Regions from separate parts of the Homo sapiens genome. Here region 1 is linked to region 2. A link is a loop called in an ENCODE intact Hi-C map of the cell type or tissue named here. Cell type or tissue: CD14-positive monocyte. All regions are shown on one strand. Each heading gives the region's core, and the rest is flanking DNA. Links, peaks and the distances in the headings are about the cores only.

What was found. A loop is a pair of places that touch in the nucleus more often than their neighbours do. Peaks named below come from ENCODE experiments on the same cell type or tissue, not always from the same donor. Only the 100,000 strongest peaks of a DNase experiment are listed, where the experiment ranks them.
Region 1: it touches region 2 in a loop (1.9-fold over the local background); 4 of 110 quality-filtered maps call a loop at or near these places.

The regions. Positions count from the first base shown.
Region 1 is chr4:38,641,698-38,647,087 of GRCh38, reverse strand. The region is part of intron 1 of KLF3-AS1 (KLF3 antisense RNA 1); the gene reads left to right. Among named protein-coding and RNA genes, the nearest start is that of KLF3, 20 kb to the left of the region's middle. RefSeq lists an enhancer at 1-91. In CD14-positive monocyte, for the core only: no CTCF peak of the experiment used is centred there; no DNase peak of the experiment used is centred there.
Region 2 is chr4:38,579,555-38,584,944 of GRCh38, reverse strand. No RefSeq gene overlaps it. Among named protein-coding and RNA genes, the nearest start is that of LINC02278, 18 kb to the right of the region's middle. In CD14-positive monocyte, for the core only: no CTCF peak of the experiment used is centred there; a DNase peak (open chromatin) is centred at 2,304.

The sequences.
Region 1 (5,390 bases), core at 91-5,090, 62 kb before region 2:
TTAAAATTTAACAAAGCTTATATATATATATATTTAAAAATCAGGTAATACATTTTTTTTCAGACTGTGTTCTAATTTGGTATTTGGAAATAGAATCATTTATCCAGTCTTCAAATATTTGCTAAATATCTGTGCCAGGCTCAGGATTGGACATTTATGGAATAGGTCAACAATTATTTATTAGGTGCTTACTATGGGCCAGGCTGTGTCCTAGGCACTTAGGGTACAGTATAGAGCAAAAAGAAAAACACTTGCCCTCATGGAGCTTTTATTCTAGTGGTATGTTAGTTTGCTAGGGCTGCCATAGCTGGGTGGCTTAAACAACAGATGTTTATTTTCCTGCAGTTCTGTAGGTTGGAAGTTCATGATCAAGGTGGTGTTGGCAGGGCTGGTTTCTTCAGGGGAGCTGTGCGGGAAGGATCTGCTCCAGACTTCTTCTTGTTGACTTGTAGATGGCCCTCTTCTCCCTTTGTCTTCACATTGTCTTCCCTCTGTCTGCATCCAGATTTTCTCTTAAAGAACATCGGTCATATTACATTAGGTCCTACTCTAATGACCTCATTTGAACTTAATTACTTCTGTAAAGACCCTATCTCCAAATACAGTCACATTGGGCTGGGCATGGTGTCTCACACCTGTAATCCCAGCACTTTGGGAGGCTTAGATGGGCGGATCACTTGAGCCTGGGAGTTTGAGACCAGCCTGGGCAACACAGCAAGACCTTGTCTCTACAAAAAATACAAAAATTAGCCAAGCATGGTGGTGTGTGCCTGTAGTCCCAGCTTCTTGGGAGGCTGAGGTGGGAGGATTGCTTGACCCTGGGAGGTTGAGACCAGCTTGGACAATGTGGCGAAACTCCATCTCTACAAAAAACTAGCCAGGTGTGGTGGCGTGTGCCTGTAGTCCCAGCTGCCCAGGAGGCTGAGGTGGAAGGATCATCTGAGACTGGACAGTCGAGGCTGCAGTGAGCCGTGATCACACCACTGCACTCCAGCCTGGGTGATGGAGTGAGACCTTGTCTCAAAAAACAAGCAAACAAACACAACCCAAATGCAGTCATATTCTTGGATATGAAGGGTTAGGACTTCAACATGAATTGTGGCTAGGGACACAGTTCTGCCTGTAACAAGTGGAAATTGGTGATAAAGCAGTGAATAAACCCTAGAAGTTGGGTGGTCGTTTGCAATGTGGCAGGCACTGTACCAGGCATGTTCGTGTGCATCATTTCATTGAATGCTTGTAACCAACCTGTGAGATAGGTGTTGTTATCTCCACTTTACAGTGAGGAAACTGAGGGCAGACCACGTTTGTTCATAGGGAGGTTTGCTTTTGTGATAGTATGTTTAATGCTTTCATTGGGTCAAAGCCTTGGAAATAGAAATTGAGCTACAGCTAAATGTGTAGCTGAATTCATGGTGAATTCAGATTCAGAGCAGACCAAAGTCTGGATGTTAAAATAGAGCTGGGGGTGGGGAAGGTTGGTTTGTTTGTTTTACATTAGGTTCTAAGAATAAAACCAAAGATAGGAGGCTTTTGTTGTTGTTGTTTTTGTTTTTCTTTCGAGACAGAGTCTCGCTGTGTCGTCCAGGCTGGAGTGCAGTGGCACAATCTCAGCTCACTGCAACCGCCACCTCCCAGGTTCAAGCGATTCTCCTGCCTCAGCCTCCCAAGTAGCTGGAATTACAGGTGCACACCACCATGTCTGGCTAATTTATTTTTGTATTTTTAGTAGAGACGGGGTTTCGCCATGTTAACGAGGCTGGTCTTCAACTCCTGACTTCAAGTAATCTGCCCGCCTTGGCCTCCCAAAGTGCTGGGATTACAGGCATGAGCCACACATCTGGCCAGGAGTAATCTTTACAATTAAGTATGTTTTTTTTCTCTGTAGACAGTCCAGTATATTATATAATAACATTTTTATATATAATAAAACATTATTATACAAATTTATAATGATAATTCTAATAATTTATGGTAAATATATAATCATTTTACATATAGCCTACATTTTATATAGTACTGATCATTTCCTTTTGATTATCTAGATTCAAATAAGTTTATAGGTCATTTTTGACCTGTACCTTTTGATTTATCCCCAGATTAGGAGCCTGCCTGGGCACTCCTCCTGTGGGAGAAATCCTCTTTGCATCAATCAAAAGCTTTGCTTTTGATTCAACCCTGCAGCTCCTCTGGTGGGCAGATTCGGATTCAGCAAACACTTATGGAGGTCCTGCCCACCATGTAGCAGGTCATTTTACATCAATCCATGTTTCTCAAAAATATGGAAAAGCAAAGGATAATATGGTGCGTGTTCTATAAACATCCATTTTATACCATTATTTTATGAAATAAAAATCTAAATTAACTGATGAATAATTTAAAACAGAATTTCAACATTGAGACAATGTAGATATATATTATGGTATAAAATGAAGCATTTGCACGAACTTTTTAGCTAAAATTTGTTTCAAAGAAGTTGCTTTTGTTTTTAGTGTACCTTGAGTTCAACACAGATGTGAATGCCCGCTTTTTCCAGAAGGGTTCTTGGGAGAAAACACTGGAGAAGTTCTAAGCACTTTTTTTTTTTTTTTTTTTTTTTTAGAGATGGTTTCTTACTCTGTTGTTCAGGCTGGAGTGCAATGTTGCAATCATAGCTCACTGCAGCCTTGACCTCCTGGCCTCAAGTGATACCCCTGTCTCAGCCTCTCGAGTAGCTGGGACTACAGGCATGCGCCACCACACCCAGTTTGAACACTATTCATCCAAGTTTCATAACAACCATATGAGGTGTATAATCCTCATTTAAGAGATCAGAAAACAGAAGCTGAGATAAATTATCTTGTCTTAGTTAATACAGTAAGTAAATAGCAGAGGCAGATGTGAAGCTTCCTGGCTCTAATTCCAGGGCATTTTCTATTGCACTAAAGCCACTCCTTGGATGAATAGGCTCAGTCCTCATGGGGGCTGGGTAGGTCTCACAGCTCTGCATTTCCGCAAGTACCACCCTCCTTCATTCTTGAATTCATGCACTTACTTACATTTTACTCAACAAATATTTATTGGGAGGTAAATTTGGGCCACACTTTATTCCAGACCCTGATGACAAGGGGGTAGCAATGAAGGCATAGCTCATTCCCTCATGGAGCCTGCATTCTAGTGGGAGAACAGATATTCAACAAATAGTTACCAAAACATTTTTCAAAACTGTAATAAGAGTTATAAAGGAAAAATACATGGTACCAGAAGACAAATAAAACAGGTGAATTAATCTAGACTGATGCTCAAGGTCTCTTTCAGAAAGTTGACCTTTGAGATGAAGTTTCAATCATGAATTAACTGGGGGAAAACTTATTTGCACTTAAACTAGTTACAAATTACCATCCTACAAAACCCTTCATGACAATTCTGTCTATCTCCATTAGATTTCTTCTCTGTTCTACAAGATCAAATGCTCACTTTCAGGTATCACGTTTATTCTCTTCTATTATATTGTTCCTACTGTCTGTCCATCCATCCATCCATCCATCCATCCATCCATCCATTAGCTATCTAATAAACTTTCCTTGAGCACCTAATATAAGCCTGGCACTGTTGCACCCCAAGTTCTTTATTTTTTCCTCTCTCTTCTCCTTTTTTCTTTTTGACTTCTTTTTTTTATCTACCCCTTTATATGATTCTTGAATCTTCTATTTTTGACACCCATCTTTGATGTTATTCTCTTCCCAGTTCTCTTCCATCTCCTCCACCTTGACTAAAAGTATAACTACTCATTCTATTTTCAACAAATGGGTTCTTCACATTTTTATGAAATAAATATTTTTCTAATCAGGTGCGAGAAAATAGATGCTTGTTTGTTTTTACTTTTAATTTCCTTTTTGGTTTTATCGGCTGATTGTAGTTTCTATCTCTTAATAAAGAAATGCCACTAATATAAAACAAACTTTTTGGGGGATATCCATCTATCTATCTCTATCATTTATCTGTATTTTGGATCAGTTCTTTTTTTTCACTATAAATACCTGGAGGTATACAGCTCTATTTGTTTCACATAATATAGCATCTGGAGCTAATGATAATTGCTTCCTAAACTTTTCACATGCTTTAAAAAGAGGTACATCATGGCCGGGCACGGTGGCTCATGCCTGTAATCCCAGCACTTTGAGAGGCCAAGGTGGGCAGATCACCTGAGGTCGGGAGTTTGAGACCAGCCTGACCAACATGGAGAAACCCCGTCTTTACTGAAAATACAAAATCAGCCGGGCATGGTGGCACATGCCTGTATTCCCAGCTACTCGGGAGGCTGAGGCAGGAGAATCACTTGAACCTGGGAGGCAGAGGTTGCAGTGAGCCAAGATCACACCATTGCACTATCATCTTTTCTAGGCCTGCTAATATGCTTGTTCTACCTCTGATATAAATGTACAAATAGATTCAGAAATGCATAGCTCCAAGCTACCCTTCTTTCAGCTTCTTCTATCAAGTTCTCTTTGTCTTCTCTGTCGTAACCTGAACATGAGAAATTGTGGTCAATGATTATATAGCATATCAACTATTTAGGCAAACCGCAGGAAAAGTTCTACACTTTGTTCTCTAGCTACATACAAGTCAGTCAAATTTACCAAATCTTTGGAAAGTCTGAAGACCCAGAGTATACTACATAGTAAGTTCTACCTATCAAATGATAAGTAGAGGGGACATCACCTTATAGTCATGATGGAATAATAATAGCCTGACCTAACTGCCCATTATAAATTATTGTAATTAATAACTGCTTTTAGACATTGAGCAACAGTCTATATATGACTGTGATCCCTAAGAGAAGAGAAACAAAGTGAATTCAATGACTGCCCTGGTTTTCTGTCTGAAAGCAATTTCTAGACCATGGATCCAGGAAGGAGGGATATGAGCAGATCCTAGTAGCCTCGCTGAATTGATGAGATGAAGATCAGAGTTTGGGGAGGCTGAGGTGGTGAGAGGTACTGGGGCAGAGTTCTGAGAAGGAGGAAGCTATGCAGAAAAAGAGCTCCAGAAATATGCATAGGAATCTCTTGAATTTTTGCTGAGTGTTAGGATACAAGTATGTAGAATGATGCTCTACAAGTCTGGGCAAGAAAAGACTTTTTAGTTGTAAGCTGAATAAACCCAGAGCACACATGAAATGGGAAAGTGTTTTTTGTCTGACCAGCCAAAGGGGAGTCCTCATTCAGCCCTGAAGCATTCAGTGGAGTCCTTGGAGGCATCACAAGTTAGAAAATAGGGCTGAACTATCCTTGGAGTGAAGGGTACTCTAGACCGGGGGTGGACATTTTTTGTTAAATTTTCAGAGAGCAAACATTTTAGGCTTGTGGGTCATATATTCTCTGTCACAACTAATCCATTTTAGTGTGAAG
Region 2 (5,390 bases), core at 106-5,105:
CCAGGATGGTCTTGATCTCTTGACCTCATGATCCACCTGCTTCGGCCTCCCAAAGTACTGGGATTACAGGTGTGAGCCACTTCACCCAGCCAGGGACAGGCTTTTTACTTACATGAAGAAGACAGGAGAGGAAAAGTGTGAAGGTTAAAATTCAGAATGCTTATATAATAAATGATGAACGTTATTATCAGCATTTGATACTCCTGACACACTGGTTTATTGTTTTCTATCTCCATACTATGCTCATAATTCCTCAATCTGGAACTTTCTGCTCCCTCTTCACTATCATGTGATAAATGCATATCTATCCCATCTCAACTCATTGCAACCTCTGCCTCCTGGATCTAAGCGATTCTCCCACCTCAGCCTCTCAAGTAGCTGGGGCCACAGACGTGTGCCCCCATGGGCAGCTAATTTTTGTATTTTTATAGAGATGGGGTTTCACCATCTTGGTCAGACTGGTCTTGAACTCCTGACCTCAGGTGAAGCACCTGCCCTGGACACCCAAAGTGCTAGGATTACAGGAGTGAGCCACCATGCCCAGCCCATATCCATCTTTATGGATGCCTCTTTTCCCATTCTACCTCTTTCCTATGTACACTAGGAGAGATCTCTTTTCCCTTGAAATCCTAGTATTTAGGTCTAATATTTAGGTCTCCTTAACAGTTTGCACTGGGATCTTATTTATGTAAGTCTTTTACCTTCACTATCAAATGGTAATCTCCTTGAAGGCAGGGATGTTCATTACTCTTCCTGAATTCCCTGCTGCATAGTCACTTGCACATAAGAGATACCCCATAAATGATTGCTGAATGGAATCAATGTTACAAAGAAGATGACTGCATTGAACTAGGGAGTGGGGAAGTTGAACTAGGCATTTTCTAAGGCTTTCTGCTCTAAAATTTTATAATTCATTTGATTGCAGGTTGCATGTCCCTACCTGTGAGACAATTTCTAAGCTGCGTATTCCTTACTTGATTACTGAGTGCATGGAGAATGCAATTTACCCTCATGCCAGTCCAAGGAAAGAAGAAAAGATTGGGTTCATGAACGCACACAAATACAGTTTGCTGATGCCAAATATGAATGGTTTCAGATTGTGCACAGTTTTATACTAGCCATTCTTTCTTTCTATTCTCTCCTGTCTCCCATTAACAGGGACAACCTTACAATAGGTCAAAAATAGGAAATGGTGGTAGGATGCCATTATTACCTTCAATTGTTCCATTTCCACACCTGTGAAAGAGTATCACCTGTACTATATATTTAATGATTTAATTTTGGCAGTACACATATGTATCTATTTCCAATTCCAAGATAAATATATATTCAATGATTACATAATGCAACATGCACTTAAGGGAAGTTGTTGCTCTTAGCAATAACCTAGAGTTTTGCTTTTATCTATGTATCAATTAGCTTTTGCTATGTAACAAGTAATCCCACAATATGATGGTTAAAAGTAGCAACCAGTTATTTCATTCTTAATTCTGTAGTTTGGCAATTGGGCTGGGATTCCTGGGCAGTTCTGGTCTGAGCTGGCTTGGCTGATCTTGACTGAATTCACTTAAGTATCTATGATCAGCTAATAAGTTGACTGGGGCTTTGTGGTTTGACAGCTCAGCGGAGACAGCTGGAAAAACTAGGTCACTCTCCACAGGATCTCTCTTCCTCCACAGTCTAACCTCGTCTTCTTTATATAATGGCATTAGGAGTCTACAAGTGAGAAAGGAAGTATGTAAAGCCTCTTGAAGCCCTGGTTCTGAACTTTTCACTGTTACTTCTGCTACATTTTATTGCCACAGGCAGGTCACAAGCCTCACCCAGATTCAAGGGATGAATAAATTGTCTCTTGAAAGGAGAGGCAGAGTTGCATTGCATAGGCTGTAGATACAGGGAGGGAAGAAGAATGGTGGCCATTTTTGCAACACGTCACAATCAGCTGGGGTGCTTTTGCCTTAAGTTACAGAAAATAACTCCAAGTTGTTTAAATGATGAAAACACATTATGTATCTCTTGAAATACATTTGGAGGAAAAGTGATTCCAGGGTTACTTCAGCTGCTTAGCAATGCCATCATGGCCCTAGGGTTTTTTTTTTTTAAATTTCACTTTCCACTCTGTCATATCCAGCATATTGGTTTTTGTCCACATTTTAACAAGATGTCCATGACAGTTTCAGGCTGTACTCACAGATGATAGAATCCAGAGGAGAAGAATGGAATGGCTCTGTCTTGTGTCTTCTTTTACAAATGAGGAACATCTACTCAGAAGCCCTTGCAGTACTCCCACTGGGTCCCATTACATCACATTCCTATGCCTGAGCATAGGAATTCATCTTCATCTGGGCTTCCTCTTCATGTTAGTGGCAGCCTGGCTACAGAAAAGCTCTGCTTGTTGACGTCATACTACTAGCTATTGAGGTGAGAAGGTGGGAATTGGGTGGTGAGAATTTTCCTCAAGAAATATAGCAGCTTAGGAAGGTTGAAAGTAGGGTAACTGGTTCTACTCAGAATAGTAGATTTGAGTTTATCCTTCTGGATGTTCCTACCATTTGCAGTGATTTCTTTAATAACAATAATAACAACAATAATGGATGGTAAACATCTGTGCAAACATAACACTAATTCATCTGGTAGGAGGTGATGTGGATCAATGCATTTCAAATAAATTAAAACAAATAATTTTCAAAATTTTCTCTTTATGTGATTATTTTGACTACTTATGTCTGCTCCTTGAGTCATGTAATAAGAAGTATATTTCTTCAAATCTTAGAGGCAACAATGAGCTCTGTGTTTCACAGCTTAAACAGTCAAAAAGTACAGGGTTGAAAAATAGACACCGGCTAGGAAACTAAAGCTTTTGTTTACAGAGTACATTTGTCCTTAATTTAATTAAGTCTCACAACATCTATTCGTTCTCTTGTCTTTAAAATTTGACCTGGGGTGGCATGTATGGCAAATGCAAGTATCATTTTTCTAGAAAGTCTCAAGTGAAAAGTGCTTATCCTTTAACTCTTCTCCGTAAACAAAGTGTCTTGTAAAAAGGCCATCACCTTGGCAACTGTCAACTGAATCAGCTTTATGAAGACAGAGCCAAACTACGAATAAACCTGCAGCTAAGGTGTAATTATTTTGCCATTAAAGAAAGTGAAATTTTTTAAAAAGTGACTTCTGACTATGCTTTGTGAAAGATGAAACTATTTAAATTTAAAGTAAACATAGTTTAAATTTAAAAAAAGAAGAAGTTACCCTGAATGGCCAGTTTGAACATTGCATTGTTCTACAGTTTCCTTCCATTTATGATTCGTTTGAATGTCTATTTTCTCTCCTTGTTAAACTGCTTACACTTCAAAAGCTTTTCCCCTTTCTATAAGTATTACTCTTAAAGTGAAATCAGCCAGTGGTTTAGTGCATTCCACACTCTGGGTTTTTAAAAAATAGTATTGGTGTTGATTCTCTGGTAGGATTTTGTCATTAGAATGTGTACGGGTTTTTGACTGTCAATCTTCTTGCCTATAATGACTTGGATATCCATGGACTTTCAAAGGCAAACCACAATGATTTTAGAAAATAATTAACAAAGTGTGTAATTGGTCACAGCTCAAATATTGGCAATAAAAGTATAAATTTAACATGTGATTGACTTAAATTATATCATTTTCTCGAGTCATGTATTGCAGGGGGTTACACAGTCAGACATCAGGGCATGAGGCTGGTTAGGAAGAAATTTGGGGGGGAATTTCACTTGAGAATGTTGTGTATTTTCTAAGCACCAAAAAACTATGCTAAGAAACATAAAGTCATTTTTGCATCCCAACCCCAGTATTATGCATGGAAGAAAGACTGGAGGAACAGCTCAGAGTCATTATCCCTGATGTGGCTCCTATTAGGGGGCAATTTCCCATTGTGTGTAGTTTGGCTAGAGTGCCTTAGTTGTATGTGGAAGCTGAAGAGGGAGACCCTTCAATGCTCACTGCATAGCAACATGGTTGTAGTCACATGAACTAGGCTTGGACACTGACGCTGAAATTCCGAAACTTGGATGATGGCACAGGAATGGGACTAAGTGAGGCAAAGAAGCATCTAGGGTGCTAGGGGGTAACATTTAAGGAGGCACTCATTCTTAGAGTCATGAGAGTGCTGATCTGCATTGGTACGACCCTGAGAGTGAGTGCCTCCTTTTCTTTCTTTTTTTTTTTTTTTTTTTGAGACGGAGTCTCATTCTGTTGCCCAGGCTGGAATGCAGTGGCATGATCTCAGCTCACTGCAAGCTCCACCTCCCGGGTTCACGTCATTCTCCTGCCTCAACCTCCCGAGTAGCTGGGACTACAGGTGCCCGCCACCGCACCTGGCTAATTTTTTGTATTTTTTAGTAGAGACGGGGTTTCACCGTGTTAGCCAGGATGGTCTTGATCTCCTGACCTTATGATCCACCCGCCTTGGCCTCCCAAAGTGCTGGGATTATAGGCATGAGCCACCCCGCCCGGCCATGAGTGCCTCCTTAAATGGTGTGCCATAGGCTGCTGGCTTGCCTCTCCTAGTCCCACAGCCTTGGTGTGATACTTGGAAAGTCTGGAAAGTCAGCAAGCAGATCATCACAGTGGTGGTGGCAGAGATGATGCCAGTGCAGTATGCAGTAGTGATAGTACTAGTGACAGCCGAAACAGTGAGAATGGTGGCCGTGGATGCAGTGTTGCTGATTCCAATGGTAGCGTGAACACTGGGATAAGCTTAGATCTGGTTCTCATGGGAAAGACTCCTGGTTCTCCTGCCTTTGGTTTTGTCAGTTCCTTGATAATCCATCCGATCCAGTATGTTTCTGCCTAAGTGAATCAGAGTTGGTTTCTGTTGCTTGCCACCAAGAACTCTCACTAACACAGTGGGATTGTGAGCAATTTATACTTTTTTTTCACCTTTATCCTTTTTCTTTGTTTTTATTTTTTTCATATTAATAAGCAGATTGATTTTTCACGGAAGGCCAAAACTTGTTGTCAATTTGTTTTGTCATCAAGTAGATCAAAGTGTGTAGGGCGGGCTCCCAACTGAGTCCATTAGGCAGTTCAGTGATGTTAACATCAAGAACCTGGATACTTTCCATCTCTCCACTGTTCCACCATTGATGTGGGCTTCATCTTCATGTTAGTGGCAGCCTGGCTATGCCAGTTCCAGGAGTTACATGCAGGAATGGCAATGCCAAAGGGAGAATAGGAGGGCCTCTTCCTATGGTGCTTTCTTAAGAATGAAGAATAATTTTCCAGGAGTCTCACTCCAGAATTCTCTTTAATTTTCTTGGCCAAAATGAGGTTATGTGCCTAAGCATGTCTTAACTGCTGACAAGGGCAATGGAATTCTCCTCAGATCAATCAGACCCATTCCTAAAGCTAGTGTTT